Regions from separate parts of the Homo sapiens genome. Here regions 2 and 3 are each linked to region 1. Evidence: chromatin loops called from intact Hi-C (ENCODE). Cell type or tissue: heart right ventricle. All regions are shown on one strand. Links, peaks and the distances in the headings refer to the core of each region. The heading gives the core; the rest is flanking DNA. Region 1 overlaps LINC03088 (long intergenic non-protein coding RNA 3088). Region 2 has its middle 50 kb from the start of MAP1LC3B2. Region 3 overlaps MED13L (mediator complex subunit 13L).

Evidence for each region. Peaks named below come from ENCODE experiments on the same cell type or tissue, not always from the same donor. Only the 100,000 strongest peaks of a DNase experiment are listed, where the experiment ranks them.
Region 2: a loop joins it to region 1, with 2.0 times the contacts of the local background. A loop is called at or near these places in 13 of 110 quality-filtered maps.
Region 3: a loop joins it to region 1, with 2.4 times the contacts of the local background. A loop is called at or near these places in 5 of 110 quality-filtered maps.

The regions. Positions count from the first base shown.
Region 1 is chr12:116,691,270-116,701,789 of GRCh38, forward strand. It overlaps LINC03088 (long intergenic non-protein coding RNA 3088), which reads left to right. Exons shown (of 2, transcript XR_007063473.1): 2 at 6,586-6,910. Among named protein-coding and RNA genes, the nearest start is that of LINC03088, 35 kb to the left of the region's middle. In heart right ventricle, for the core only: CTCF peaks have their summits at 6,243 (motif pointing left) and 6,444; a DNase peak (open chromatin) is centred at 3,977; H3K4me3 peaks cover 241 bases; H3K27me3 peaks cover 158 bases.
Region 2 is chr12:116,603,635-116,614,154 of GRCh38, forward strand. No RefSeq gene overlaps it. Among named protein-coding and RNA genes, the nearest start is that of MAP1LC3B2, 50 kb to the left of the region's middle. In heart right ventricle, for the core only: a CTCF peak has its summit at 6,296 (motif pointing left); a DNase peak (open chromatin) is centred at 6,285; H3K27ac peaks cover 1,208 bases.
Region 3 is chr12:116,240,398-116,250,917 of GRCh38, forward strand. All of the region lies in intron 1 of MED13L (mediator complex subunit 13L), which reads right to left. Among named protein-coding and RNA genes, the nearest start is that of MED13L, 32 kb to the right of the region's middle. In heart right ventricle, for the core only: no CTCF peak of the experiment used is centred there; no DNase peak of the experiment used is centred there; H3K27ac peaks cover 2,412 bases.

The DNA of each region.
Region 1 (10,520 bases), core at 3,595-8,594:
TCCCTAAACTTTAGAGCATATTTAGCAAGGTCTGCTTCTCTGATAACCTATATTGGATTCGGGAGCTTGTTATACAGATCCCGACCGGGCGCAGTGGCTCACGCCTATAATCCCAGCATTTTGGGAGGCAGAGGTGGGAAGATCACTTGAGGCCAGGAGTCTGAGACCGGCCTGGGCAACATAGCAAGACCCAGTCTCCACAAAAATAAAAAATACAGATTCCTGGGTCCCATTCCATACCTTCTGAATCAGAATAGGTCAGACACAGCCTTTCTTTTTAACAGAATCTTCTAGGCAATTCTGGAACACGCTGACATTGGAGAACCATAGTTTTAGGGTCAGACATCCCTAAAAGCAAATCTCAGCTCTACCAGTCAATAGCAGTTTACTTCAAGCAAGGATCATCTCTTTTTTCTCAACCATAAAATGACACTGGTGAGAATTAAATTAGATGTCTGTAAGTAGATAAACATCTAACATGGCTGGCTGGCAACCTGTAAGACTCAATAAATGGTAGACAACTCGAATGTCCAAAGATGGATGATGAATCAGCAAAATGTGGTCCATATGTATATGGAATATTATTCAGCCTTAGAAAGGAAGGAGGTTTTGACACATGCTGCAACGTGGATGAATGTCCTTTGAGGACATGATACCAAGTGAAAGAAGTCAGACACAAAATGAGGGTCTCATTTAGATGAGGCCTGTCGTACGGTCAAAATCATAGAGACAGGAAGTAGAATGGTGGCTGCCAGGAGCTGGAGGGAGTGGGAGATGAGGTTACTGTTTAATGGGTGCTATAGAATTTCAGTTTGGGGGCTGGGCATGGTAGCTCAAGCCTTTAATCCCAGCACTTTGGGAGGCCGAAGCTGGTGGATCACTTGAGGCCAGGAGTTCAAGACCAGCCTGGCCAATATAGTGAAACTCTGTCTCTACTAAAAATAACAAAAATTAGCTGGGTGTGGTGTGCATGCCTGTAATCTCAGCTACTTGGGAGGCTGAGACAGGAGAATCGCTTGAACCCAGGAGGCAAAGGTTGCAGTGAGCCGAGATTGCACCACTGCACTCCAGCCTGGGTGACAGAGTGAGACTCTGACACACACACGCACGCACACACACACACAAAGAATTTCAGTTTGGGGTGGTGCAAAAGTTCTGGAGATAGATGGTGGTGATGGCTGCACAACAGTGTCTATGCACACGATGTCACTCAACTGCACACCACTTTTAGGTGTACACATTAGCTGACATAATCTTTTTGGGCATTGAAAATGGCAAATCTTGCCAGGTGCAGTGGCTCACACCTGTAATCCCAGCACTTTGGGAGGCCAAGGCATGAGGATTGCTTGAGCTCAGGAGTTTGAGAGCAGCCTGGGCAACAGAGGGGGAACCCATGTCTTAAAAAAGAATATATAAAAATACAAAAATTAGCTGGGCATGGTGTTGCATGCCTGTAGTCCCAGCTACTCTGGAGGCTGAGGTGAGGATCACTCGAGCCTTGAAGTTGAGGCTGCAGTGAGCTGAGATTGCAACACTGCACTCTAGCCTGGGTGACAGAGTGAAACCCTGTCAAAAATGAAAGAAAGAACGAAAGAAAGAGAAAGAAGGAAGGAAAATTGCAAATCTTGTGTGTATTTTACCACAATCAAAAAATAAAATAAATGATAGTTACCACCACCGACAAACAAAAGTTATTTTTCAACTCCCAATTCCCCACCTTGCCCTTCCAGATCTTCTACAATCGATCTAGCAACAAAGCATCCAGTTGAGGTGCAGGAGGAAGGGGAATGGAGGAGAAATGGGAAAGAAATAATAGTCTCTAGCCCTCTCATTGTTTTTTCTTAACCCAGGAGTCCAAAAAGTCCCCAAGAAGCCACGGACCGCTTATCCCAACTGTGAAGGAAGCTGATGCGACATCAAATATTAAAAGGGTAGAGGAACCAGCATAGTTTTCCATATAAATGAAGCTACTTACATATATGAAGATTGCTTTTAAAATTCAAATATAATTATTTTTTAAAAGGCATCCCGCGAGCTCTGTCTCTCTCCCAGCACTGACACTTCTGGGCTGTTGTCATGTGCCAGTGAGGTGCCTGTTGGCAGACAGCCCAAAGCACTTTGTAACATGCCCTCCAGATCCTAAGTGAAAACTGATCAAAGAATTGGCACCAGCAAAGACAAGACTGAAATCAGCTCTAAAAGGGGTGGGGTTGGACTATTGTCCCTCTTTGTGGGAACAGCTGCTTAACGGGGCATTGGAGCGGCGTGATTATAATATGCATACGGACTGCTCTGTTAACAGAAGCCGGCTTAAAGTACTCCAGGGGCCTCCACCTTGTGTTTTGGCAAAGGGATCTTCGAGGATGCTGTGTCAAACCTTTTTGAAAATGTCTCCTTGACACGGAGGGTGAGGAACGGCGTCTGCGAATCTCATTACACAGGGTCCCACGCCTCCCTCTGCTGTTCTCCGGCTCCCGTTTCTTGGCTGCCGCCAGTGGGAGTCGCACGGGGGTCACCTGCCCCCACTTTTAATCAGGACGGGGAAAAATGCACCAAAGGAGTGCCGCGGGTTACCTGAGCAGACCCGGGAGCCCGTCTCCTGAGTCCTGGGGGAGGATCATTTATTTGTCTGCAGATCGGCAAGCGGGCAGGTTTGCAGAGTCCCTGGGGGCTAGTAGTTCTTATAAAGGAGAATGCACCACCAAGCAATTAGTTTCATTGTATTGTGCATGGGATGGCATCGCCCGCTCTGGAACGGAAGAGGAGAGGGGACATCCCGGCACTGGGAGTGGGGAGGGCTGAGAGGGACCCCATGGACACAGCTGACGCCCAGTTCCATAGGCCAGGGGAGGGAAGCGAACCGTGCAAGTGCTGGAGTCGTGGGGCTGGGATCTCCCACATCTGAATCTGACACGTTCATCCCAGGGCACTGGAACTTAAGATGTGAGTTAGCATCCCCCTTCATCGGAGGTGGAAACTGGAGATCAGCAAGGTTAGGACAATTTCACCAAAGTGTCCTAGTTAGTAAGTGGCAGGGCTAGGACCACACTGCCCCCCTCCCCGCAACACCCTCATCTGTCCCACTCCAGGGCCTATGTGTTTTGCTAGTTGGTTTTGTTTTTACTTGCACCCCACCTAAAGGAAACGGATATGTTTCTTTTTCTGGGGGGGTAGTTGGCTGCTCCCCAGGCCCTGCCGAGTCCCTGTTCGGGATGGTTTCCCCGTCTCCGTCCTCAGCCCGTTGGCAGCTAAAAGACCCCCTGGCCTCCATCTCCCAGTGTCTGTGGGTAGAAGCGAAGGGAGGGTGGGAGGAGGGGAACAGTTTTAAAATGAATATATGCATGTGTCTCTCCTGCTAATCACCGGAATGCATTTTCAGGAGAGGTGAGCGGAGGGATTAGCTGCAGGACTCCCATTAATGTTAACTTTATTTCAGTAATGAGGTGCCAAGGCATAGAACAATCACTGTGGCTAACACGGTGTAATCACAGTGATGAGATCCGCATGCTGCGAGGGGAGGGCGAGGGGAGGATCGTCAGGAGAGGGGGGCTGCTCGCTGGTGGGGACGGATGACACAGAAGAGGTGGGGGAGCAGGACGGGAGAGGAAGAGGGAGGAGGAGGCAGGTGACCCTTGGCAAGGGCCGAGTGGGTTAAATGAGGGCCCCTGATAAGGAGGAAATAATGGTAGCAACTCCTCGGTGCTCAGAGTGGATAGCCCGGGAGGAGGACTCTGCTCATTTAATTTAATCCTCATGGCAAAAGGGAGGGCAAGGTGTCATCTCCATTTTATAGATCAGCAAACTGAGTTTGAGAGATGTTAAGTAATTTGCCCGACGTCACAGAGCTGTTGGAAGAACCTCAATTGGAAGTAAGTTTCTCCTAATCACTAAACCTTTCGGGACTGCACCCTGACTACAGAGAGCAGAGATAGCAGGCAAGTGCCGAAGAGCTAAAACAGCAGGGCTGGCAGGAGGAAGACGCGGTTGTGCATGCCCAGCTCGCCTGGAACACCAATGCACGTGCCTGGGTCAGTAGGACTCGGCACTGAACCACAGCTGACCATTTGGGTGTCTTAGCCATGCTGAGAGAAGAGAAGAAAGGAAAGGCGGAAAAATTGCTACATAACCAGATTCCAGGTGCCATCTCTAGCCACAGAGGAAATCATCAATGCATCCACAAACAAAAGTTAGAATGTTCTCTGAATCTCCTGACCACCCTATCCTTCCGTTTGCAAATGCTTGCACCCAAGGGACAGTTAACTCCTAACAGAGGCTAGTGTTTCTCCAAGTGTGAGCTGCAGACACATCCGGGCACCTGTTAAAAACACTGCTTGCTGGGCTCTGCCCCAGACCTGTGCCCAAAGCATTTCCTTCTTTCTTTCTTTCTTTCTTTCTTTTTTTTTTGGGGGGGGGGTGGTGGGGGCGGGACAGAGTCTCTCTCTGTTGCCCAGGCTGGAGGCTGGAGTGCAGTGGCTCGATCTCAGCTCACTGCAACCTACGCCTCCCGGGTTCAAGTGATTCTCCTGCCTCAGCCTCCCGAGTACCTGGGATTATAGGCACACACCACCATGCCTGGCTAATATTTTATATTTTTAGTAGAAATGGGGTTTCCCCATTTTGGCCAGACTGGTCTTGAACCCCTGACCTCAAGTGATCTACCCGCCTCGGCTTCTCAAAGTGCTGGGATTACAGGCGTAAGCCACTGTGTCCAGCCCCAGAGCATTTCTTAGAGCAGTTCCTGGATGAGGTTTCCTGGAGGTTTCCTGAAATTTTCTCTGTATTTGTAAGAACTCGCAGAAAGCAGACATCTATAACCAGCAAAGCACATTCTGTAGGCCAGTCTTGCCCCAACTCCATGACCCCATCACCTCCCCTGGTTGTTCAAAAGTACGAAGTTCATGCCTTCAACACAACACATTTATTGAGCACCTACAATGTGCCAAGCTCTAGTTCAAGCCCTGGAGATAGAGCAAGAATCAAACCTAAGTCCCTGCTTTTGCAAAGCTTGCATTCCAGGGAGCAAGACAAGCAAACAACCAAACCGGGAGGATATCAGGATATCAGAGAGTGCCGTGAGGGAAACGAAAGCGGGAGGAATAGAGCAGTGGTTTTCAATCAGGGCGATGTTGCCCCCCAGGGAACATCTCGAAATGTCTAGAGATACTTTTGGTTGTCATCATCTGGGGAGGGAGGTGCTGGAATGTAGGGGCCAGGGGGGCTGCTAAACACCCTTCAACACACAGGGCAGCCCCCGCAACAAAGAATTATCCAGACCTAAATGTCACTGGTGCCCAGGCTGATAACTCCTGGGCTAGGGAAGACAGAGGACTGCTGTTCAAGGCAGGGGTCAGGGAAGGCCTCCGGTGAGGGACACTTGAGCAAGGACCCAGAGCAGATGAAGGATGTCTGTGGACGGAAGGTCTCAGGCAGAGGGGATGGGGTTGGAGGAGGCGCCCTCACTGCAGGTGGGAGCATGCACGCCTCGAGGGAGAGATCTGGGGGTTTCAGCCTAAGTGTGATGGAGCCTGGGGGTCCCAGCAGGGCCAGAGATGCTCTCACTTAAGCTTCCAAAGGGTTCCTTTGGCTGCTGCAAGGAGAACAGCCTAGGAGGAGCCGAGAGGAGCTGGGGACTAGGTGGGAGGATGCTGGGTCACCTAGGCAAGAAATGTAGGGGCTGGAAGGGGAAGAGGAGCCCCAGGGTGGTAAGGTGTGGTCTGGATCAGAATGTGTCATCCAGGACCGGGCGCAATGGCTCACGCCTGTAATCCCAGCACTTTGGGAGGCCAAGGCGGGCGAATCACTTGAGGTCAGGAGATCGAGACCAGCCTGGCCAACATTCTGAAACCCTGTCTCTACTAAAAATACAAAAATTAGCTGGGCGTGGTGGCAGGTGCCTGTAATCCCAGCTGCTCAGGAGGCTGAGGCAGGAGAATCACTTGAACCCGGGAGGTGGAGGGAGCAGGGAGCCGAGATCATGCCACTGCATTCCAGCCTGGATGACAGAGCAAGACTCTGTCTCAAAAAAAAAAAAAAAAAAAAAAAAAAGACTGCGCCATCCAGGCTGTAGCTTCTAGAAGGGATTTGCTGAGGGATTAGTTGAGGGTGCGAGACAGAAATCAAGAGCCACCTTGGAGCTGACTTTCCATGAGGTCCCTGCTCCAGGTGTGTCCTTGACAAAAGGGACTCCAAGCCCTGCTTCTAACCCTAAGCCAGTGGCTCTCAACTAGTGGCGATTGTGCCCCCCAGAGGACACTGGAGACTAGGCCATGTCTGGAGACATTCGGGGTTGTCATAGCTGGGGATGCTGGCTCCTACCGGCATCTAGGGGGTGGAGAGGTCAGGGATGCTGCTGAACGTCCTGCAGTGCCCAGGACAGCCCCCACCACAGTCACCCAGCCCCGAATGTCACTAGTGCCAAGACTGAGGAATCCTGACCCCTGATTCCCCCTAAACCCTGCCACCTCCTCTCACACGGGGCCTGGCCCCACCAACTTAGCGGGGACTTTGTCAGAGGCCAGAGATTCCAAATCAATGCATCTCAGTGGCTAAGGTCCATATTAACTACATCTCACTTGCTTCTGACAGTGACACAGATCAGATGCTGCTGCTGTCGTGGCTGCCACCACAAGAAACAAGAGTGTTGGAGTGCAAATTCATTATCCAGCTGTTAAGAGCGACAGAGCATGCACACATCTCTCCCCGACCGGGTTATCTGAGAGCCAGCCCTGCTGTATGATTGAGTGGCTGCCAGCCTCCTCTTCTCTGTAACCTTGACACGCCAGAGCCGGGCCTCCAGTGCACAGGCTAAAAATCCTAAAGGCAACGGCGGCGGCAACAAATAGATGGGTTAATTTGTTTCATGCCCCCGTTGTCACCAGGCTCTCGCAGAATAAAACCACCACCACCACCACCACAACCTCCATTTGTGGGGTTTAATACCCCAGCTGCTGGGAATCAGATTCAGCCGGAGGAAGAAAATGTGACGTCGATGCAGAGATCCATTTATTCGGTGATGTTTGCTTAAAAACCGGTTTTTCATCTGCAGGTTATTCTTGCACGCTTGGACCTCAAGCAACACAATATCACATTTCCAGGTGGTATCTTTAAGGAAAGCTAATTAAGACTCTTGGCACTTGTAGGATGAAACATTTTACAATTTTCTTCAAAGCAATTTGCCAACATTAGCTAATTAAAACACCCAGCCTTCCATTGAGGGACAATGGGAAGAGCATACAATTGTCATTTCTGAGCATCTGTTGTACGGATAGAAATCCAAATTCCTGTTGCTTCTACTTGGTCAATGTCCTTCTCTGAAGGTGGCCTTTCATGGTTTTTCTGCAACCTGCATTTAGGAGCATTTAGAAGAAGATTCCAGCTTTTCTAGCACTTAGCCTCTAAAATAAAGAACAACACAGGGAAAGGAGTTTGAGCAATTGAGGCTGGTCTGCTAAGCCAGGGGTTGGCAAACTATGGCCCAAGGGCTAAATCCAGCCCTTGACCTTTCTTTAAAGTTTTATTGGAATACAGCCATGCTCATTGGTTTACATATTGTTTCTGGCTACTCTCAAGCTAAAACAGCAGGGTTAAGTGACTGCTAGAGAAAGTATAAGGCCTAGAAAGCTGGAAATATTTTTACTGTCTGGCCCTTTATGAAAACAGTTTGCAGACCTCTGCATTCAGCGGTCTGTTGCATCTGCCTATGATTTTCCCGCTCTGCAGGCCAAACTACCCCATTCCCAGTTGTTGATTGGACAGCTCTTTTCCCATGGTGTCATTACTGTTATTAAGTGTCTAGGCCCCAAATGAAGGTCTCCAAAGAAGTGTCTCTGGTCAGTAGAAAGGATTTTTTTTCTTTAGATAGAGATAGGGCCTCTCTATGTTAACCAGGCTTATCATGAACTCCTGGCCTCAAGCAATCCTCCCATCTCGGCCTCCCGAAGTGCAGGGATTACAGGCATGAGCCACCATGCCCGGCCCATTAGAAAGGTTATTCAAGGAAAGGGAATTTGAATTTAATCTCTCAGTATAGAAGATAATTTGACAATGTCAAAACCCAATAGAGGCCGGGCACAGTGGCTCACACCTGTAATCCCAGCACTTTGGGAGGCTGAGGCGGGTGGATCACCTGAGGTCAGGAGTTCGAGACCAGCCTGGCCAACATGGTGAAACCCCGTCTCTACTAAAAATATAAGAGTTAGCCAGGCGTGGTGACACATGTCTGTAATCCCAGCTACTTGGGAGGCTGAGGCAGGAAAATCACTTGAACCTAGGAGGCAGAGGTTACAGTGAGCCAAGATCGCACCACTGCACTCCAGCCTGGCAACAGAGTGAGACTCCGTCTCAAAACAAAACCCAATAGAATCTTTCTCCCATTTTACTCCGTTTTCCTAAGGATTGCAAGGTCAGCCTTCTGCTGCAGTTCGTCCAAAACATTTCCCCTTCTCCAGCCGCCACCACCCCGTTTGGAGATTCCGTCTTGGGGAATTCATTCCCCTTTTTTGAGTCCTGCCTTCTGGATAGTTCGAGGACCCTTCAGTTCTCCATGGATGGAGCTCATGGTCACCTGGATGCCTACAACTGGGGAATGAGAGGCCAGGGATCAGGGGTGGGGATGTAATTAATTTCATCTGGGTCCTGGGGTGTCTGAAGGCAGGACCAATGTGACTTTTACCTTCAAGGTTGGCGGAGACATTTCTAGATACCCCTTACCTTCTCCCCCATCTTCCTTAGCACATCCTTATCTGAAGGCAAACCTTTATCTGCTGCATTGTTTATGTGAAGTAGCTTGAAGAATCCTCATTCATCCAGGAGAAACTCCTTTCAAAGGGTGCAGGAAAAACCCTGCAGGTGGTACACCCCCAGAGACACCCCCGCAATAAGGCCACTCTGCAAATCGGGGCCTTCAAGAATGAGTTGGTGAAGGCAGGGGTGGGGATAACCAGACAGAGATGGGGAGACACCCTCCCTACAGCCATAGCAGCCACTGCCATCACGGAATTAGTTCCAGGCTAGTGTGCGTGTCCCACTGACTCATGAATGGCCATGTGCTGGATTAGGATCTTGCAGTGCAGGACAAAATAGGCTTGCGTGGAATCTAACTTACAGAGGACATCTAAATAGGGATTTTAGCTTAGTTCAAATCCCGCTATGTTTTTGGGCTCACTCAGCCACATTGCCCACTAGAAGATTCTGAGAGCAAAAGGACTCAGTAGAAAGCATTTTTGCTAGTCTGAGGGTTACCAAATCATAGCTTCTTGGTTTAGAAGAGAGACTGAAACAAATTTCTGTTGTACACAGTGTGGGCAAAAAACTTTACAGATATTATCTTTTTTTTTCTTTTTTTTTCTTTTTTTTTTTTTTATACTGAGTCTAACTCTCTTGCCCAGACTGGAGTGCAGTGGCATGATCTCGGCTTACTGCAACCTCTGCTTCCCATGTTCAAGCGATTCTCACACCTCAGCCTCCCGAGTAGCTGAGACTACAGGCGTGCACCAACACGCCCAGCTGATTTTTTTGTATTTTTAGGAGAGACAGGGTTTTGTCATGTTGGCCAGGCTGGTCTCAAACGCCTGACCTCAAGTGATCTGCCTGCCTCGGCCTCCCAAAGTTACTGGGAATACAGGCGTGAGCCACCACACCCAGCCTACATATGTTATCTTTTTAATCCCCCCTAAAAACCTGTGGGGGAGGGTATTACGATGCATCTTGGCAATTTTACAAATAAAAATTCCCAGCTTCAGAAGGGTTTAGAATTGGTTTAAAATTATGCCACGTGTAAGGGGCAGAGTTGGATGGAAGCCCAGGTCTGTCTGCTCAAGCCCACTCAGCTCTCTGTGCTGGGTTCCATTCTCCCATGCCACACATACAAGTGTATTCTTAGTATGTTTCTTTCCTTTGCTTTTTTCGTTGAAGAGCTGGGGTCTCACTATGCTGCCCAGACTGGTCTCAAACTCCTGGGCTCAAGTGATCCTCCCACATCAGCCTCCCAAAGTGCTGGGATTACAGGCATGAGCCACCGCCCCTGGCCATCTTCGTATATTTCTTAGTATATTCAGAGTTGCACAGCCATTCTCACAATCAATTCTAGAATATTTTCATTACCTCCCTGAAAGAAATCCCATATCAATTAGCCATCACTCCCCATTTCCCCCAGTCCCTTCAGCCCCAAGCAACCACTAATCTACTTTCTGTCTCTACAGATGTGCCTATATTCCGATTTGCCATTTCTCGTTAAGTGGAATCATAGATGATGTGGCCTTTGTGACTAGCTTCTTGTTTAGGATTTAGCATCAGGCTGCCGAGTTTCATCCATGTTGTAGCATGGATCAGCACTTCCTTCCTTTTTGTGGCTGAGTAATATTCCACTGTTTGGGTAGACCACATTTTGTTTATGGTTGAATAATATTCCACTGCATGGGTAGACCACATTTTGTTTAAATATTCCTCTGCTGATGAACATCTGGGCTATTTCTACCTTGTGGCTACTGGAATAGTGCTGTTGTAAATATTTGTGTACACAT
Region 2 (10,520 bases), core at 3,374-8,373, 88 kb before region 1:
TGGGGGGTGGGGGAAGACTAGAACCTGTGAGGCTGAGAAAAACCAGATGCCTGATGGATGCTTCCACATAGGACCAGGGCGCTGGAGGTAAATGGGGCCTGGTGCCGTGTGGCGAACGTTGAGGGCTCTTTCCCATCCTGCAAATGGCTCTGGGTGTGGAGACAGCCCAGGGAAGAGGCTGTCTGGGACCATATGGCGCTTGCCAGTGGCACTGAGGCTGTTAGAGACAGCGGTGGCAATCCCACTAATAATACTCCCTTCTCTCCAACATTGACAAGACTCTCCCCACTTCATGGGAAGCACATGAAATCTGGCCTTTTGCCTCCAGAGATTTGGGATTGAAAGCCTGACAGTTTGGACGTACAGCCCGTGGGCAATGTTACCCTTCTCCGGGGCTTGTGTCTGTGCCAAGAATTCCTAACAAAGGAAGAAAAGATTAATTAATTTAAAAAACCCATAAAAAATGCTCATGAAACTGACTAGTAAGAAACTGTCCAGTTTTTTTTTTTTTCCTTGGTAGCGATCAAAATGTCGCGAGTTTCTACACACATATTTTACAGACGTTCCATAAATCTTCCCGTGGTGCCTCTTCTCTATAAGTAAGGTCCCTTGGGAAGTCATTGAGGCTTCCTCACTACATGTATTCAAGAGAAAATTGGTTGTAACACTTAGAGAAGGCGGCTGTCCGGGAGGGGGAGGTAGGGGTGGGGAGTGTGGAGAAGCTAGTCCAAGTTCAGTTGCCAAGGACAGAGAGACAAGGAAGCCTCCTTTTCTTGGAAATTCCTGAAATTTCCAAACTGTCTTTTACTTCTCATGCACAAATAATCTCTTTGTGCTATCTTTTTTATCCTTTTTGTTTACTTATTTCTAATCGCCAGAGGGGTCATTCTTTCGCACAAAATCTGAAAAAGTAGACAGAAGTAGAAAGAAAGATACAACCAACCAAATAAACAAAAATCCCACGACAAATTCCAAGGTTTTTTTTTGTTGTTGTTTTTTTTTTTTGCTTTGTTGTATTTTGTTTTGGAAGGATTTTCCTGGGCAGTTTGACAGCACCGTTTCAGCGATGGGGGCCCAATGTTAGTGACAGTTCCGCAGGGAGCTTGTTAACATTGCAGAGTCCCCCAAGCCTGCACCCTTGAGAGTGGGAGTTTGTAGGTCAGGGGGGTTGGGTCCCCCAAATCTGTGTTTTTAATAAGCCCTTGGGTGACTCCGAGGAGGGCGGTCATCGGACCACACTTTGAGAAATAATGAGTTTCAGATTTTTCAGACCCTCAGCAAACCTGAGATGTGAAAATCCAGATTTAAAACAAAAATCGGGGGCTAATGATTTGTTTTCTGGAAGGGCTCGGCTTAAATAGGCATTTCCCTTAGTGCCGTTAACATATGATTCTGTTCACACTCGGTGATTCAGCGAGGCAGCCAGGACTTCATCTGCACCACTCTGGGCCAATACGGCATACCGCCACCTTTTTACCGAGCAGCGTTGACGCCCATCTGCTCAAATAAATTAACGTTTCCATCTCAAATAACTCATTTGGCTGGATCATTGAGGTTACACGCCAACCCGAAGAGGAAGGGGAGGAGGCAATACAGGGGAGGGGGAGAGGCAGGAAAGGCATTTTGCAACGTATAAGTTGCAAGTAATACCGTTGCATTTTTGTAGCCAGAAAGGAGGGGTGAGTAGATGAACACAGCTACTAGTGTAATTCACATGCACCCTTTTATTATCTGCTTTTCACGACTCCTACTGATGCTTCGGAGGAGGGTACAGCTTGCAGCTGGATTCGCTGATGGGCGCGATATTCCCTGTGCAAAGACACTGTGGAGTTTGTGTGAGCACATTGTGTGTGCATGGGCATGAGTGTGTGTATGGGGGCGAGGGTAAGGGGTGGAGGATTGTTCTGCAGAAGATCATGATGTTCAGTGAGACGTACAGAGAACACACAGAGGAGACAGCAGGTAGTTTCTTTCCTTTTTTTAAATGGACTTTATTTTTTACAACAGTTTTTGACTTTTATTTTGAGAGTTTCACTGCAAAATTGAGCAGCAGGTACAGAGATTCCCCATACACTTCCTTCCCGAAACATGTGCTGCCTCCACCACCATCAACATCCTGCCCCAGAGTGGTACATTTGTTACAGTTGATGAACCTACACTGACACATCCTTATCTCCCAAAGTGCAGTTTACGTAACTTTTTTTTTTTAGATGGAATCTCACTCTGTCACCCAGGCTGGAGTGCAGTGGTGCGATCTCGGCTCAGTGCAACCTCTGCCTCCTGAGTTCAAGCGATTCTCCTGCCTCAGCCCTCCCCCGAGTAGCTGGGATTACAGGCAAGCACCACCACACCTGGCTAGTTTTTGTATTTTTAGTAGGGATGGGGTTTTGCCATGTTGGCCAGGCTGGTCTGGCTCTCCCAACCTCAGGTGGTCCGCCCACCTCCGCCTCCCAAAGTGCTGGGATTACAAGCATAAGCCACCATGCCTGGCTGTAACTTTTTATTTTGAAATAATTTTAGAGTTACAAAAAAAGGTGTAAAATAGTGCAGGGTTCCCGTATAACCATCACCCAAGTTTCTCTACTCTTCACAGCTCACATAACCATCCTGCAATGATCAAAACCATCCAACATGGGTTCATTACTATTAACTAAAACTAAGCTCCTATTTTCAGGTCTCATTGATTTTTCCACTTATGTCTTTTTTTCTGGACAACAGATACTTTCAAGTCAGAGAGATCTGAGAGTGAATCCAGCTGTGTCACTCGAAAATTGTCCAAGTCAGATCGTCTCTCTGAGCCTTGATTTCCTCTCTGCAAAATGGCAGATAACAAGAGCTACTTAATAGGGTCCTTGTAAAGATGAAATAAAAACATGTGTGTCCAGAGCTTGGCACACAAGTAGGCACTGATGTTGGTTTTATTTTCTTACCCTCTTTCAAAGAACCATCCTCAAGGACAAATGGGCATTTGCGTAAATTCCTGTTGGACCAGTTTGACTTCATCTCAGCTGCTGGATCAAGTTTCTCTATTTTGGAAAAATAAAAGAAAAAGAAGAAGAAGAAAAGAAAAGGCCGTAGACATAGAGATTTATTAGGAAGCCATTGTAACAGTCCATGTAAGCTAAGTCTCCACAGTGGCTGCAGAGAGGTAAGAAGAGAAAAAGTTTCTTTTTTTTTTTTGAGATGGAGTCTTGCTCTGTTGCCCAGGCTGGAGTGCAGTGGCACGATCTGGGTTCACTGCAAGCTCCGCCTCCTGGGTTCACGCCATTCTCCTGCCTCAGCCTCCCGAGTAGCTGGGACTACAGGCGCCCACCATCATGCCCGGCTAATTTTTTGTATTTTTAGTAGAGACGGTGTTTCACTGTGTTAGCCAGGATGGTCTCAATCTCCTGACCTCGTGATACCCCCGCCTCAGCCTCCCAAAGTGCTGGGAGTACAGGCGTGAGCCACCATGCCCCGCCAAAAAGAGAAAAAGTTTAATAAACATCTGAAATGCAGAATAAAGAGGAGCTGATGACTGATTGACTGGGCAGAGTTAAATGGGAGGAACCAATAATTAAAAGACTACAAGTTGGAATGACTAGGAAACTGGTCATCCCTTTAAATGAGGTGAGCAAGAGAAAACCAGCTCCAGGCAAGAGAGACGTGAGAAACCATGATCCTAACCAGCACTTGTCAAGTCCCTGGTGCTCGTACACCACGCTTAGTACTTTCTAAGTGTGATTTCATTGAATTCATCTAAGAACCCAAGAAAACTGAGACACAGGGAAACTAAGTCACTTGCCCAAGTACTTTTGTTGGAAGTACTAATGTTGGAGGTACCTACAGGCAGGACCAACCACCTAATTTGTAGGGCTCACTGCAAAATGAAAATGCAGGGTCTTTTGTTCAAAATGTATGAAAATTTCAAGCCAGGCACAGCGGCTGACGCCTGTAATCCCAGCACTTTGAGAGGCCGAGACGGGTGGATCACCTGAGGTCAGGAGTTTGAAACCAGCCTGGCCAACATGGTGAAACCCCCTCTCTACTAAAAATACAATAATTAGCCGGCCATGGTGGCATGTACCTGTAATCCCAGCTACTCGGGAGGCTAAAGCAGGAGAATTGCTTGGACCCGGGAGGCAGAGGTTGCAGTGAGCTGAGATCGTGCCACTGTATGCCTGCCTGGGCAACAGAGCGAGACTCTGTCTCAAAATAAATAAATAAATAAAAAGAATTTCAAGACGGCTGACAGCAGAACATTACACCAAGCACATGGGCCCTGTGTGACTGCACAGTGGCAGGCCCACGAAGTCCATATGAAGGCAGACTTGAAGGTCGATTTTAAGAGGAGATGAGAGCTAAGGCAGAGCTTTGAGGGCAGGCTGGCACTCTGGGTCCCACAAAGAGCAACCAACAAAAGAAACCCACAAGGAGTCATCAGCAGGTAGGAGGAAGACTGGGAAGCACAGTGAGATCCACCAAGGGGCAAAAAGTGACACAAAAGAGGGAGGGGCCAGTGAAACCAAATACAGCAAAAGAGTTAGGAGCCTGAGGATTAAGATGCCCCATGATAAAAAAGACATCTTGCAGGCTTGCCTCGGTGGCTCACACCTGTAATCCAGCACTTTGGGAGGCCAAGGCGGGCGGATCACAAGGTCAAGAGATTGGGACCATCCTGGCCAACATGGTGAAAACCTGTCTCTACTAAAAATACAAAAATTAGCCGGCATGGTGGCACATGCCTGTAGTCCCAGCTACTTAGGAGGCTGAGGCAGGAGAATTGCTTGAACCAGGGAGGCAGAGGTTGCAGTGAACCGAGATGGTGCCACTGCACTCTAGCCTGGCAACAGAGCAAGACTCTGTCTAAAAAAAAAAAAAAAAAAAAAAAGACACTTACACTTGAAATGTTTACCACAGCACAATTCACAATTGCGGAGACATGGAATCAACCTAAGTGCTCACTAACCAATGAATGGATGGATAAAGAAAACGTGACATATATATACATGCACACACACACAGTGTGTATATACATGTGTGTGTATATATGTCACATGGTGTATATATATGTATATATATCATGTATATATTATATGCATATTATGTATATACCATGTGATATATATATATGCCACATGATATATATATATAAAATGAAATACTATTCAGCCATAAAAAAGAACAAAATAATGTATTTTGCAGCAACTTGAATAGAACTGAAAGCGATTATCCCATGTGAAGCAACTCAGGAATGAAAAACCAAATACCACATGTTCTCACTTCTAGTTGGGAGCTAAGCTAAGGGTACGCAGAGGCATAGAGTGGTATCATAGACACTGGAGACTCAGAAGCGGGGCGGGGATGAGGAATGAAAAATTACCTATTGGGTACAATGTACACTTTTCAGGTAACGGGTACACTGAAAGCCCAGATTTCACCGCTATACAATTCATTCACATTACCAAAAACTACTCATTCCCCTACAGTGATTGAAATTTAAAAACAAAAGGATGCCTGTACCTTTGGTGATTGAGACATTTCTGTTGGCTTTTGGGACCCCAACTCACAGGACTGGGCAGAAGTCAGGCTGCAACATACAGAGAACTTAATGGAAGTGAGCAGGCAGCCGAAGTAACCCAGGCTTTCTCATCTCAAGAAGCTCTTCCATTGCCAAGAACAGAGGGCAAGTTGATGTCACTACAAAAGTGATTTTTAAAGAAAGTCAAACCGCTTAAAGACTGCTTCTTATTTAGGCCCCATGGGTGCTAAGAAATGGCTTCCTCCTTTTTTTTCTTTTCCTCCTCCTCCCACTTAGCCTCACAAATGGTTGGCAGACTCTATCCTTAAATTGTGGCCAGGGACTGGAGCTGAAAACGCCTTTGAGGATTCTTCTGCAGCAACCACTAAAATCTCTGTCTGGAGATGCGAATGCTGCCTCTGAGGCTTCAGAACAGGCAGGGAGGCTCAGAACCAGCTACAGGCTACTTTCTTTCCTTTGTCTGGACAATTGCAACCAGGAAGGAGAAATCATCATAGGCTGTTTATTTGTAGACATTGGCTTGGCTGTTGGTCTCATTCTGAAATAAAGACACTAAAAGGGAAATAGGCAGACACCCCTGTCTTCCCCAGCCCAGGAGTTTCTACCTGGGCACTAATGACATTTAGAGCATGATGATTCTTTGTTTGCGGGGGACAGGCTGTCCTGTGCATTGTCTCTGGCCCTTGCCAGATGACAGCAGCACCCCCCACCCAATGTGACAACCAAAAATGCCTCTAGACATTGCCAAATGCCTCCTACAGGGGCAACACTGCCCCCTGTTGAGAACCACTGCTCTAATTGATTAGCATGTACACAGCGAGCTCCCATAAAAGGCTGAAAGGATGATTCTGTCCTTTTTTTTTTCTTTTGAGACTGAGTTTCGCTCTTGTTGCCCAGGCTGGAGTGCAATGTCACTATCTCGGCTCACTGCAACCTCTGCCTCCTGGGTTCAGGCGATTCTCCTGCCTCAGCCTCCCGGGTAGCTGGGATTACAGGCACCCACCACCGTGCCCGGCAAATGTTTTGTATTTTTAGTAGAGATGGGGTTTTACCATGTTGGTCAGGCTGGTCTTGAACTCCTGACCTCAGGTGATCCACCTACCTTGGCCTCCCAAAGTGCTGGGATTATAGGTGTGAGTCACTGTACCCGGCCAGGATGATTCTATTCTAAGAAGCTAGGAGAACATTCCAGATACTCCTCCAGAAACTACTCAGACTACCAAGCGGGTCAGCTCAAGAAGAGACCTAAGGCCGGACGTGGTGGCTCCTGCCTGTAATCCCAGCACTTTGGGAGGCCAAGGTAGGCGGATCACTTGAGCTCAGGAGTTCAAGACCAGCCTGGCCAACGTGGAGAAACCCCGTCTCTACTGAAAATACAAAAATTAGCTGGGCATGGTGGCGCACACGTGTAATCCCAGCTACTCGGGAGGCTGGGGCAGGAGAATCACTTGAATCCCAGAGGTGGAGGTGGCAGTGAGCCGAGATGGCGCCACTACACTCCAGCTGGCACAACAGAGCGAGACTTCGTCTCAAAATTTAAAAAATAAAAAGAAGAGAACTAAGGTTTGTCTTCCGTTAAACAAAGGCAGACCTTCTAAGCAAAGGTCTTCTGTGAAAAAGACTTTCTGGAATGTAGAGGGGGAAGGCTTACCCCTGGGGCAGTGAGGATTAAATGAAATAAGACAGGCAAAGTGCTTGGCAGAGGAGTATCAGATGGAAAGTGTTCATTGGTATTATTATTGTTATTATTATTCTATGTTCAAAAAACTGCTCATAGCTCTTCAAGCCTTAGAGGGTGCAAAAAGATGCTGCACAGCACGGCCACTCAGGAGGCAGAGCAACAACATTCCTGACTAGGAGAGTGTAGAGAAGATCAAATTTTGAGCAGAAAAGAACATTCGAGATTATTTGGATCAACCTTTCACTTTACAAGTAAGGAAGTAGGCTGGGCATGGTGCCTCATGCCTGTAATCCCAGCACTTTGGGAGGTCGAGGCAGGAGGACTAGGTGAGTATAGGAATTCGAGACCAGCCTGGACAACATAGCAAGATCCGGTCTCTATAGAAAAACAAAAATCAAGTAAGGAAGTAAAGTGGAAGTACACGGAGGTGGTGTGAAATGACTCGTCCAAGGTCACAGAGAGTGTTAAGGGTGGGCCTGGGGCCAGAGCTCAGGCTTCCTGCCCCACCCAGAGGCTATGTGTTTCCACTGCTTAGTCTGTCACCGAGGGGTGGATGGGAGGGTGGTGCCTCCTCCCTCGGTGTAAACCGGCTCCATGCTCACAGACCTGTTCCAGAGACCTTGCCGGTCAAAAATTCAAGTTCATGTACAGTATTTTTAAGAAATGTTTCCATAGAGATGGACAAATAATTGGAAACAATAATCCAGACAGAAAAGAACCACATTCATTGGAATAGGATGTATATAGCATGAGCTTGGGTGACAGTCCTGCTGACCTGGAGGGATGGTCAGAAAAGCCAGGCTGAGAGCTGGGAGATTCTGGGTTACAAGCTCACATTCCAGGACGGGAGCTTGATATCCTTTTTTTTTTTTTTTTAGATGGGCTCTTGCTCTGTTGACCAGGGTGGGGTACAGTGGTGTGATCATAATTCACTGCCACCTCGAATTCCTGGGCTCAAGCCATCCTCCCACCTCAGCCTCCCGAAGTGCTGGGATTACAGGCATGAGCCACCATGCCCGACAACGGAAATATATACATATATATTTTTGAGACAGAGCCTTGCTCTTTTGCCCAGGCTGGAGTGCAGTGGCGCGATCTCTGCTTACTGCAGCCTCTGCCTCCTGGGTTCAAGTGATTCTCCTGCCTCAGCCTCCCAAGTAGCTGAGATTACAGGCGCGTCACCACACCCACTCTGTTTTTAGTAGAGATGGGGCTTCACCATGTTGACCAGGCTGGTCTCGAACTCCTGGCCTCAAGTGATCTGCCCACCTCGGCCCCTCAAAATGCTGAGATTACAGGTGTGAGCCACCTCCCCCAGTCATGAAATCTTTTCATAGTCCTGTATGCACATCGATAACGCCCAGCCTATGAGTGCCCACTGAACAAGCACAGGCTGAGTCTTTCTGTACACCAGGCCTGGGGGAAGGTGACACAGTGATGACCCCTTTTCTTTCCCCCCCTTTTTTTTCTTTTTTTTTTGAGACAGAGACTCCTTCTGTCACTGCAACCTCTGCCTCCCGGGTTCAAGCAATTCTTGTGCCTCAGCCTCCCGAGTAGCTGGGACTACAAGCATGTGCCACCATGCTTGGATAATTTTTGTACTTTTTTTTTTTTTTTAGTTGAGGCAGGGTTTCACCATATTGGCTAGGCTGGTCTCGAATCCCTGACCTCAAGAGATCAGCCTACCTCAGCCTCCCAAAGTGCTGGGATTACAGGCCTGAGCCACCACACCTGGACTCCTTTTCCTTTTCCGGCTTCTAGAGGCCGCCAGCATTCTTTGGCTCCTGGTTTCTCCCTTGCATCACTCCAACCTCTTGCCTCTGTCCTCATACCTCCTCCTGCTGATGGCAGCACAGGCCCTGCATTTTCTAGCCAAGGGGCCCTTGGAAAGGAACTTAGCATCTCTGAAACTGTGTCCTTATCAGTGAGCTGGAGATGTCAGAGCGCCCACTTCACAGGGTTGATGGGACTGGGTCGAATGGGGTCTGTGTTAACGCTGAGCACTACGTCCTGCACACAATTTTATAATAGTAACGGTGATGATGATCGCCACCACTGTCATCCAACAGTCGTTTCTGTAGCTTGGAGACACAGATGGAGAGGTGACTTCTGCCTGAGGCATTAGGAAAAACTTTTTTTTTTCTTTTTTCTTTTTTTTTTTAGAGAGATACGATCTCTCTTTGTTGCCTAGACTGGAGTGCAGTATTGTGATCACGGCTCACTGCAGCCTCAAACTTCTCAGCTCAGGCGATCCTCCCGCCTCAGCCTCCCGAGTAGCTAGGACTACAGGCATACATAGGAAAAACTGTTTTAGAAGTGATTGCTGAACTGGCCCTGATCAAATGACAGTAAAGGAATGTGACCAATAGACAAGGGGTGTGCTGGACAGAAAAACAAGGACAGCAGAAGGCACGGGTGTTTGTAGAACAGGGAGGTCCCAAGTGGCCCAGAGCAGAAGGTCAGGGTCAGTGCCAGGAGGTGGGATAGATGGCAAAGGGATAGAAAGCTAGGGCTTTGGACTCAGACAGGCTCAAGTTCAAGTCCTGCAGCTCCACATAAGAGCTCTGCAAACTGGAGTACCTCGTTAGCTGCTCCTGCTCTGCCTTTGTGAAACGCTCATGGGAACAGTGCCTACCGCCTAGGCTTGCAGCAATTAAAGGCCGTTCTGATATGGGAGAGGCACAAGAGGCAGCTTGGAAAGGGCTCTGCGGGCCTGGCCAAGGAGTTTGCACTCTGCAGGGTCACGTCTTCGCTTTTCTTCTACTCTTCATCCCGTGTGCTCCATCCTTTTCCCTCAGACAACAGGAAGGCTGAGCACTGACCTTCCTCATCTTACGCCTGTCACTGTTCTCCTGAACTTAAAAATAATAGCTTTTGCCAGGCACAGTGGCTCATGTCTGTAATCCCAGCACTTTGGGAGGCCAAGGTGGGTGGACCACCTGAGGTCAGGAGTTCAAGACCAGCCTGGGCAACATGGTGAAACCCCGTCTCTACTAAAAATATAAAAGTTATCCAGGCATGGTGGTGGGTGCCTGTTATCCCAGCTACTTGGGAGGCTGAGGCAGGAGAATTGCTTGAACTCGGGAGGCAGAGGTTGCAGTGAGCCGAGATCATGCCACTGCACTCCAGCCTGGGCAACAGAGCAAGACTTCATCTCAAATAAATAAATAATTAAATAAACAAAAGAAAAAAGAGAAAGAAAGAAAGAAAAATAATAATAGCTTTCTTCACAGGTGGAAAAAATGTTATGAGACCATTGATCATCTGTAAAATGCGGGTAACAATGGCATTGACCTTATATGGTTGCTTTGAGGATTC
Region 3 (10,520 bases), core at 2,412-7,411, 450 kb before region 1:
CAAGTTCCTTTGTTTCTTCAAATAAAAGCAATGTGTATGTTTTAATCAGAAACCCTGACATCAATCTATAAACATCAAAGAAGGAAACAAAAATAAAAAGAAGTTGAAATCCAAAAAGGTAAGCAGAAGATTTATTTTATTTTTTTTTTTTTGGAGACGGAGTCTCGCCCTGTCACCCAGGCTGCAGTGCAGTGGCGCGATCTCGGCTCACAGCAAGTTCCGCCTCCTGGGTTCACACCATTCTCCTGCCTCAGCCTCCCGAGTAGCTGGGACTGACTACAGGCGCCCGCCACCGCGCCCGGCTAATTTTTTGTATTTTTAGTAGAGACGGGGGGGTTTCACTGTGGTCTCGATCTCCTGACCTCGTGACCCGCCCACCTCCGCCTCCCAAAGTGCTGGGATTACAGGCGCGAGCCACCACGCCCGGACATCAAGGTGTATGTTTTAATCAGAAACCCTAACATCAATCTTTAAACATCAAAGAAGGAAACAAAAATAAAAAGAAGTTGAAATCCAAAAAGGTAAGCAGAAGACTAACTTCTTTTATCACCTAAGCTAAAGAAAGTATTCTGTGCCTAAGAGCCTTGTGGATGAGGGAAGAGAAAGAAGGTAATAAAAACACACCAATAGGCCAGGCGCAGTGGCTCACGCCTGTAATCCCAGCATTTTGGGAGGCAGAGGCGGGCGGATCACAAGGTCAAAAGATGGAGACCATCCTGGCCAACATGGTGAAATCCCATCTCTACTAAAAATACAAAAATTAGCGGGGCGTGGTGGTGCACCTGTAATCCCAGCTACTTGGGAGGCTGAAGCAGGAGAATCGCTTGAACCCGGGAGGCAGAGGTTGTAGTGAGCCGAAATTGAGCCACTGCACTCCAGCCTGGCAACACAATGAGGCTCCGTCTCTTTAAAAAAAAAACAAAAAACAAAAAAACAAAAAAAAAACACACACACACACACACACAATAAATATGAATCACTAATAACATCTAATAACATTAACCTTATTTAAAGTGTTAGAAAATTAATATCAGAGCTTTAAACATCAGATGAGTCAGTCCCCATGAAAATCTATGCACGGTAATTTACTCACTACAACACTTTCACCTGTAATATCCGGCAGTAGAGCAGACAAAATATTTGGCATTGTTTCAGGAGAATGGTTTCCTAATCCTAGTACATCCACTAACTTCCTATCAGTACATCTATGCTCTCAGTGGCAAAGGGAAGCTGCTACCACCTAATCTGTTTTTTACAAAGTTGTTCTAGCAAGTGATATCTTTCTTACAAATGCAAGTGACACAACAGCAACGCTACAAACTTAAACACCTGGTAACTAATTCAGGTAAAACAGCTCCTTTAAAGTTAAAAACTAAATATCATTATATTGGTCTTCATTGAAAAATGTTACAATGAAACACTAATCAAGCCTAAAAGAGATAACTAAGTATAAAATGGGTGTTCGAAGATTTAGCTTTAAATTTTGAGTTAATGTTTGGTAAGAGAAAAGACAGCTTAATGATACTGAAATAGTTTGTCCAAGAAAAAAAATTCCCATCGTGGATGTTTATTCAATTAAGAGTAAAATGTCTTCATAGACCATGATCATATTTATAGTTTAAAAATTAAGTGCACTCCAAGTTCTTTTGTCTTTTTTTTTTTTTTTTTTTTTGAGATGGAGTCTTGCTCTGTTGCCCAGGCTGGAGTGAAGTGGTATGATCTTGGCAACCTCCCCCTCCCAGGTGCAAGCCATTCTCCTGCCTCAGCCTCCCAAGTAGGTGGGATTACAGGTGCCCGCCACCACACCCAGCTAATTTTTCTATTTTTAGTAGAGACAGGGTTTCACCATGTTGGCCAGGCTGGGCTCGAACTCCTGACCTCAGGTGATACGCTTGCCTTGGCCTCCCAAAGTGCTGGGATTACAGGCGTGAGCCATTGTGCCCAGCCATACTGTCTCAATTTCTGACTAACGTTTATCTCTACAACACAAAATTCTTTACCTAATGATTTCAAAATTTTAAAGCAAACCTTTAAAATAATTATAGATTCAAAATTATCCCCAAACACAATTATTTCTCACTGTCAAAAAGACAATCCTTAATTAAATCTAAGTTTTAAACTACATGGTTTCTAAAATATAGAACCAAAACGATGAAATTAAAATATACAAAGAAGGAAACCTATATGCACATTATGTATAATAACCACCAACATCATTATTTACCAAGCATCTACTTACTACCAGGCACCATACTAGAGTTTTCATATATTATTTCTAATACCGAGCACCATACTAGTGACTTCATATATAATTTATAAACTTCACAACAGACAGCTAAAGAAATTAGGACTCAGAAAGGTTGAATAATTCTCCCAGAGCCACACAGGTAGCAAATGGCAGATCCCAAATATAACTAGATTTAAGCTGTAACTGAATTTAAAGTATAAATTCTTTCCATTCTGCCATGCTGCTTCATAAGGCAAATGGTAAAAATTAGCCCTAGAGGATTATAAAATAGTACAAAGAAACTGTCATCAACTCAATTTAGCAATGACTAGAGCTCATGGCCATACTTTCTAATTTAAGAAAGTTCATAAATCTTTCTTTAGTCTTCCTGAGGTATTAAGAAAACTGGTATAAGAGTGCCCACGTATCATCCCATGAATAGACTTTTATTTCACTCAGATAATTATATGCCTTCTTTTACATGTTATCACTATAAGATGGTATCTACATAAACTAATTCTTAGATAATATGTACAACGAACCAACAAAATCACTATTCTGATAGCAAGACAGGCTGGAAGAAAATCTGCTCAGCAATGGCTGGCATGTGGTATAGGGGTAGTCAGGGTTCTCAGAAAATTGAACTTAACCCATTTATGCAGGAGGATGCAAATTTTTTTGTGAAAAATCAGACCTTGGCAATGACCTTGAGCAGTAGGATATAAATAACTCCCACAAGTTTAGTGTTCCAATAATGGAACATTAGGCATAAATGGGTTAAGTGGCAGATACTCCCCTGGCCTAAACAAACAGCTACTACAGTCAGTTCCAAACAGTTCTAATTAAATAGATTACAACAAAACAGGGATAAATGCACTTCCTAACTGACATGAATGTGATTCAAAGAAAATTTATATTGATTCCTAGTGTCCTATTCTTCACATACAATATACAGGAAATGAGATTATTTATTTGCAGTGACCCACAGCAACTAGATCCCTTGTGACCAACAGCACATACTTGCAATATGGCTCCTCAGAGTTAAAACCACATTCAGTGGTCAAGGAACACAGTAAAATCAAGAGACGTTGATTAGAATGAACCCATGGTGTAGTATCATGGAAAGAACACTGGCTGGAAATTAGGAGGTCTAGGTCCTAAGGCCTGGTTTTTCAACCATTTACCTATGTGATGTTAGGAAATCCACTGTACCTCAAGGCACCTCAGATTCAGGACCTATAAAGTGATAGGGTTGACCTAGATACTATAAATCAGTTCAAGTCTCCTGGCCCAGGCTAATTACATCCCACTCATAAAAGCAACTTGTAAATGAGATGGAACCCTTATTACCCATCAAGAACAGAAAAGCTGCCAGAAGATAGTCAACATTTCAGGAAACTATTGAAAGAGTCCTCAGAAGTACAAACCAATTAGTTTAACGTATCCATCCTGGGCAGGATTCTAGGCTGGTGTATAGAAAAGGCAGCTGTGATCATTTGAGGCTGACAAGCATGCATTAGGAAATTCCAAGTCGGCCTCACCTCACTTCCTCCAATGATAGGGTTACCACTGCAGTAGAGTAGGTTAATACAGTAAACATATTAAGTCACCTCTCAACTCAGAGGAAGGAAAAAAGTCACATGTAATAGAAAACTTCTGTTAAAACATAACTAATCAACTCCCTGTAAAGACAGCAAAATAAACATACACATCTGCTTTTGCTCTCTCCTAAACCCCTGTAAGACATCAAGAAAAACATTTGTTTCATTGTTTTATTTCATTAAATTATATAATTACAACGGCAGGTGGAACAAGAGAGGATATAGCATCAAAATTTTGAAGGCTAAGAAGCAGATGCTCTGATAAGGAGATTTACAATACGTAAGAAAACTGAATCCTAAACATGAAGAAAGAGATACAACCCAATTGACACAGAATCCCCTCAGCCTCAGGAATTAAATACAGGTATTTTGGAAGTAGGGTTGAAAGGCAGAGAGGAGATTAAATAAGAACAACTGGTTAAAAGCCTGCTTAAAAGGCGCTCAGCTGGGTGCAGTGGCTCACGCCTGTAATTCCAACACTTTGGCAGGCCCACAGCAGAAGGATCACTTGAACTCAGAAGTTCTAGACCAGCCTAAGCAACATAGTGAGACCTCAACTCTACAAAAAATTAAAAAATAAGCCAAGCATGGCGCTGCTTGCCTGTAGTCCCAGCTACTAGGGACGCTAAAGTGAGCGGGTCTCTTGAGCCTGGGAGGCTGAGGCTGCAGTGAGCTGTGATCACACCACTGTACTCCAGCCTGGGCAACAGAGTGAGACCCAATCACAAAATAAAATTAAAAGAAAAGAAAATAAAATAAGAAGGCACTCAGATGCCCAGGTACCTTCTCTACTGCACAAAGCTGAACTACTGTCCCTTCTTCACCCCAGCAAATAAATGCAAATGTATTCTCTGGAGACAGTAAACAGAGGGTACCTGGACTGCAGGACACAGGCAAACTGAAGGCACGGAACCAGAGTGAAAACAGGGCATTTGGTGAAATATATAGAATGAAGGCCAAGGACCACCCCCTCCCTACCACTGCCCTCTAAGCACCCAGAAAACTAGCAGCCAGTCTTCATCCCTCAGAAAGGAATTTGGAAAAGTCTTCTCTGAGAAATCTTAGCTCCACAGAAAAGACCTCAAGATACTGAGATCAGAGAGAGGTTCCCCAACTAAAGAGCCCACCCAGATCAGTGAGGCGCACAGTTAAGCAAATGTCGGTCACATGCTCAGAAATTCCAAGCAGATTCTTAGTCCACCATTCCTAAACATGAACATACAACCAAGAATTGCTAAATAATTAAGGAAAACCACTGAGGAATTACAGAAACAAAAACAAATGAAAAAGCAGCTAGAAGGGAAGACAACATTGGGAGAAGAAAACTTTAAAAACACCAAGAATATTCTCAACAAAATAAAATGGTGCAACCATTTAAAAACAACAGGATGCTATTTCAGGAGAGAATTTTTTAAAAGCTCTTGGAAATTTTTAAATAATGATTCCAGAAATGATAAAACTTAGTAAAATGTTTAGAAGATAAAGTTTAGGAAATCTCCCAGAAAGTGAAACAAATAAACAAAAATGGAAAATGGGGGAAAGCTGAAAATCCAAATACGAGGAAGCTGAAATCCAAATACAAGAGCTTTCAGAAAGAGAAAATACAGAAAATAAAGAGGAAATGACCAACAAAACAATTCATAACAATTTCCCAGAAAAACAGAATGTGAATTTCTAGATTGAAAGAGCTCTCTGAGTGCTCAGAACAATGGATTAAGAAAGACTCGCGGAAGGCATATCACTGTAAACTTTCAGCACACTGCAGACTAAGAGAAAATCCTCCAAGTTTCCATATAATAAAAAGAGGTCACATATCCAAAATCAGGATTTCTAACTGCTCAACAGCAATACCACAAGCAAGAAGGCAAAGGTGCAATAACTCCAAAATGCTAAAGAATTATTTCCAAACTAAATATTAAATGGCTATGCCAGCCTAAACTTTCTATCAAATATGTGAGAATAAACGCATTTTTAGACATGCAAAAAAAAAAAAAAAGCACCCTTTCTCAGGAAGCTACTGGGTGTGTACTTACCAAAAGGAGGGAATACACCAAGAAGTCTGAAGATTCAGGAAACAGACCTGAGAGGGAATAAAATAAATCCCTAAAATCATAACGAATGATGACTCCAGGATGCCAACTATACACCAGCGCAGAGGGCAACCAATCCAGATTATGACAGGTCCGTAAAGACTTCTTCAGGAAGGTGAAACTAATAAAACACCTGATACATCTGAGAGTCTTAAAGGGGTTTCATACAATAGGCAAAAACTGTGGGGATGAGTTAAGTTTTAGAAAAGTAAGCAGGCTGGGCCCTGTGGCTCATGTCTGTAATGCCAGCACTTTAGGAGGCCAAGGCAGAAGGACGACTTGACCTATTTGAGACCAGCCTGGGCAAGACAGCAAGACCTTGTCTCTATATACAGACTGACAGACACAGCTGAAGCATTGTGGCACACATATGTAGTCCCAGCTACTCAGGAGGCTCAAGCAGAAGGATCACCTGAGCTAAGGAGTTAGAGGTGGTGGCGGGCTGGGGAGGGAGGTGGGGAAGGGAGGGACAGGAGGGGAGGGGAGGGAGGTGGGGAGGGGAAGGGAGCGAGGTGTGGAGGGGAGGGAGAGGAGGGAGGTGGGGAGGTGGGGAGAGGAGGGGAGGGAGGTGGGGAGGTGGGGAGGCGGGAAGAAGAGGGGAGTGGGGAGAGGAGGGGAGGGAAGGAAGGGAGGGAGGGAGAGAGGAAATTTTTAAAAGGGCATCTGCTTTGTAGGAGGCAGAAAGAATGAGTTAAACCCTCCTCTTCGATAGTGGAAGATATAGAATTGAAAAATCTAAAAGTAACTATGACCTCAGTATTTAGAAACATTTAAGTAAGAACCAAGATAATCAACAAAAGAGGGTGAGTGTTTGCTTCTAAAGAAGGTAAAATAGGGGCAGGAGCAGAATACTGTTCTTATAAACCTTGTAGACCTATCTGATTCTTTAATTGAATTCTGTAAGAGTATATAGCTCTGCTTTAAAAAAAAAAAGGAAATTTAAACAAAATTAATCAAAATGGGGTAATAGAATGTAAAGCTACTAATATTGAGAACTCACTTATACTACTTTATAGACTTATTCTAGACAAATTCCTAAACTGAAGAACAATATCCCATAAATTGTGCTGCAAAAGCCAAAAGGTTATTTAACCATGTGTTAAAATAACGTGTTGTTGTTGACTGTTTCTTTTCTCCATTTTAGACTATTAAAACCCAGCTGGACAGAGACATCTTTCTAGCTGCATGCTCCATCCCATCTGGCTCTGCTCAAATTCTTCTCAGCCATAGCTATGTTGCTGGCCAAGGATTCCCTGTGTAGATGGGCTGCTGACGAGACACTGGGCCTCCCATCTGACTGGTTATTTCCATGTTATGAGAAATACAATGTGGTATTCCTCCATACAATGAGGTCATATATAAAAGATGCTAACGTATATATATATACACACACATATGCATATGTGCTGATTCATAAATGTTTTCCTCAAGTGTCATTTTCTTTTCACTGCTCAGTTTACCAACATTAACTAAAAAGTATAAAGATTTTTTAAAAGTTGGTTTATAGCGTAAGTATAAGGGCTCAGAGGTTTTATTTGACAATAAGTTTACTACAATTAAACAATGTGAAGTAGATATTTAAAAGTAGCTGCCATCTTAAGCTACATTAATAAAGGTAAGAAATCTTGATCCTATTCAACAGATCTAAATTATCAGTCATTATTCAGTACTGCTTTCAGCTCCTAGCTCCATACTTTAAGAATATAGGTAAAATGCAACAAATAAAGAGATGAAAGACTAGGCTGGTGAGGAAATCTAAACATGTCATATGGCTAGAGGCTATCTAGCCGCACATTCAATCCTTTCAAGCAAATTAACACGGCAACAAGAATAAAATAGAAGAATAAAGCCATGTGATAAAAATAACACAGCTGAATGAACTTAATACATAGTTAAAATGATTCTGAAGTTATTTAGTCTTCTGTTATATGGAAGGCTGATATGTAGAAGATTAATTACATTTGCTCAGCACAGTCCCAAGTGGTATCAACAGAACCAAATGGAAAAACTGATGATTAAAGCAACAACAACAGTGAGAGCTCCCTCTAGAAATAAATCCCTGACTGAGAGTTAATCATAGATATGGGGGGTTAAGGAGAAGCTGGTCAATACTAGATTAGGACACTGTAGAGTGGCTTCAAATATCAAAGGGCTAATTGAACAATATGACTTAAAGGGTTCCTTTCACACCTGAAATAAGAGTCTCAAGGATTCCATCCAACAATAAGATTTCATAATTCTAATATCATTTCTATTTCAGTCAACTAACTCAAGGGCTAGCAAACTGTGGTCTGGGGGCTAACCACCTGTTTTTGTAAATAAAGTTTTATCAGTACACAACTGTCCCATTTATTTGCATATTGTCTGTGGCTGCTTTCAAACTACAACCACAGAGTTGCAAGTGGGGCCACATGGCCCAGAGCCTGAAACAATTACTCTGGTTCTATAAGAAAAAGTCTGCTGATACCTGAGCTAGGATAACATACACAGACAAATGTGACATTTAAAATATAAATAAGCACCAAATTGTTCTCCAACTATAAACAACCAGAAAACTGGACAGAATATATAAAATTACTGTTTTCAGACACTAGACAACAGGGAGTACAGAGCTAGACTCCCTGAGAGAAGGCATACAAATGAGGTGGGCCCTACAAAGGCCAAGACAGCTGGAATTTGTGGAGACAGATCACCAGAAAGAATATTCAGGAAAAAAGCTCCAAAGATCTGATAGAGGCTCTTTTGAAACTGTTCCTAAGTACTAGGCTGCACATTCAAACAGTAAAATTCAACAAGGTCAGGCAGAGAACTACTGGGAGCTATCACTCCAAGAGTTCACCTAAAGCTGGGAGGCAGTCAAGTTCTGAACAGCCAGAGAGAAAAAACACTGTTAAACACCTTGGGCACTGAATAATGCCCATAAAATGACCATACCTCATAAGGAGGAAACCAGTGCTAGCATAAAGTCTATTCTAACCCAAGCTAATAATCAAGCCTCAGAAAAAAAGTATGCTAATAATAATAGGCTGATCTTATTAACTGCCAGTAACTTAACTACCAGCCAATACAAAATTCAACTCTTTAAAGGAAGGAAATAAAATCCAGACTTTCAACAACACTCACAATGTCCAGCAACCAATAAAAAATACCAGACATTCAAAAAGTAGAAAAATGGGACTCATGACTGTAAGAAAAGTCACTTAACAGAAACAGACCCAGAAATGAAAGTAATGATGAAATTAACAGACAAGCCAATTAAAGCAGCTATTATAAATATGGTCAAGAATTTAAAGAAAAACACAAACATAAGGACAGAAATGGGGGATTTTTTTAACTAAGTAAAATTTCCACAGCTCAAATATGCAAAATATAAAATGAAAAATTCGCTGTGGGTTTAACAGCAGATTAAGTACCTACCCAAAAAAAAAAAAAAAAAAAAAAAAAAGTCAGGGCTTTAAAACATACGATATTAACTATCCAAGCTGAAAAACAAATAATTTGTAAAACAAAACATAATAAACAAGCCAAAGTGACTTCTGCAGTCAGCACAGTATCAGGCAATCTAACATACACGCCATTAACGTCTCAGAATGTAGGAGAGAAGGGGGACAAAAATAATTTCAGAATAAGGACCACACTGTCTCCAAGTTTCATGAAATCAATAAACCTATGATCTAAAGAGTTCAGTGAACCCTAATGCAGCATAAACTAAAAAAAAAAAAAAAAAAAAAAAACACACCAAAATACATCAAAATAAAATTTGTAAAAACCAGTGATAAAAAGGAAAATATTACAAGTCGGCAGAGGAAAAAAAGATACATTACATAAGAAAAAACAAAGATAATATTAACTACAGACTTCTCATCTGAAAATATGCAGGCCAAAAACAATGGAAAAATATGCTCAAAGAAAAAAACAGTTCCCAAATCTAGACTTTTAGATCAAAGACGAATAGCCCTCAAAAATTAAGGTAAAATACAGACTTATTTTTAGATGAACAGAAGCCAACAGACCTGCAGTAAAATAAATGTAACTAGAATAATTTTTTTTTTTATTTCTTCAGGTACGAGGAACACGACACAAGATAGAAACCTGGATCTACACAAAAGAAGAACAATTACCAGGAATAGGTAACATATAAATAAATAAAAAATACTTTTTTTCTCGGCCGGGCATGGTGGCTCACACCTGTAATCCCAGCACTTCAGAAGGCTGAGGCAGGTGGATCACCTGAGGTCAGGAGTTCGAGACCAGCCTGACCAATATGGTGAAACCCCGTCTCTACTAAAAATACAAAAAAAAAAAAAAAAAATTAGCCGGGAGTGGTGGCACGCTCCTGTAGTCCCAGCTACTCAGGAAGCTGAGGCAGAAGAATCGCTTGAACCCAGGAGGCAGAGGTTGCAGTGAGCTGAGATCGCACCACTGCACTCCAGCCTGAGTGACAGAGCGAGACTCCTCCTCAAAAAAAAAAAAAAAAAAAAAAATTTGTTTTCTCATCTTTAAATTTCTTTAAAGGCTTATTAACTGTTTACAGCAAAAATGATAATGCCTTGTGGACTACATGTCAGATATAGAAAGAAGAAAAAAAGTATGACAACAATA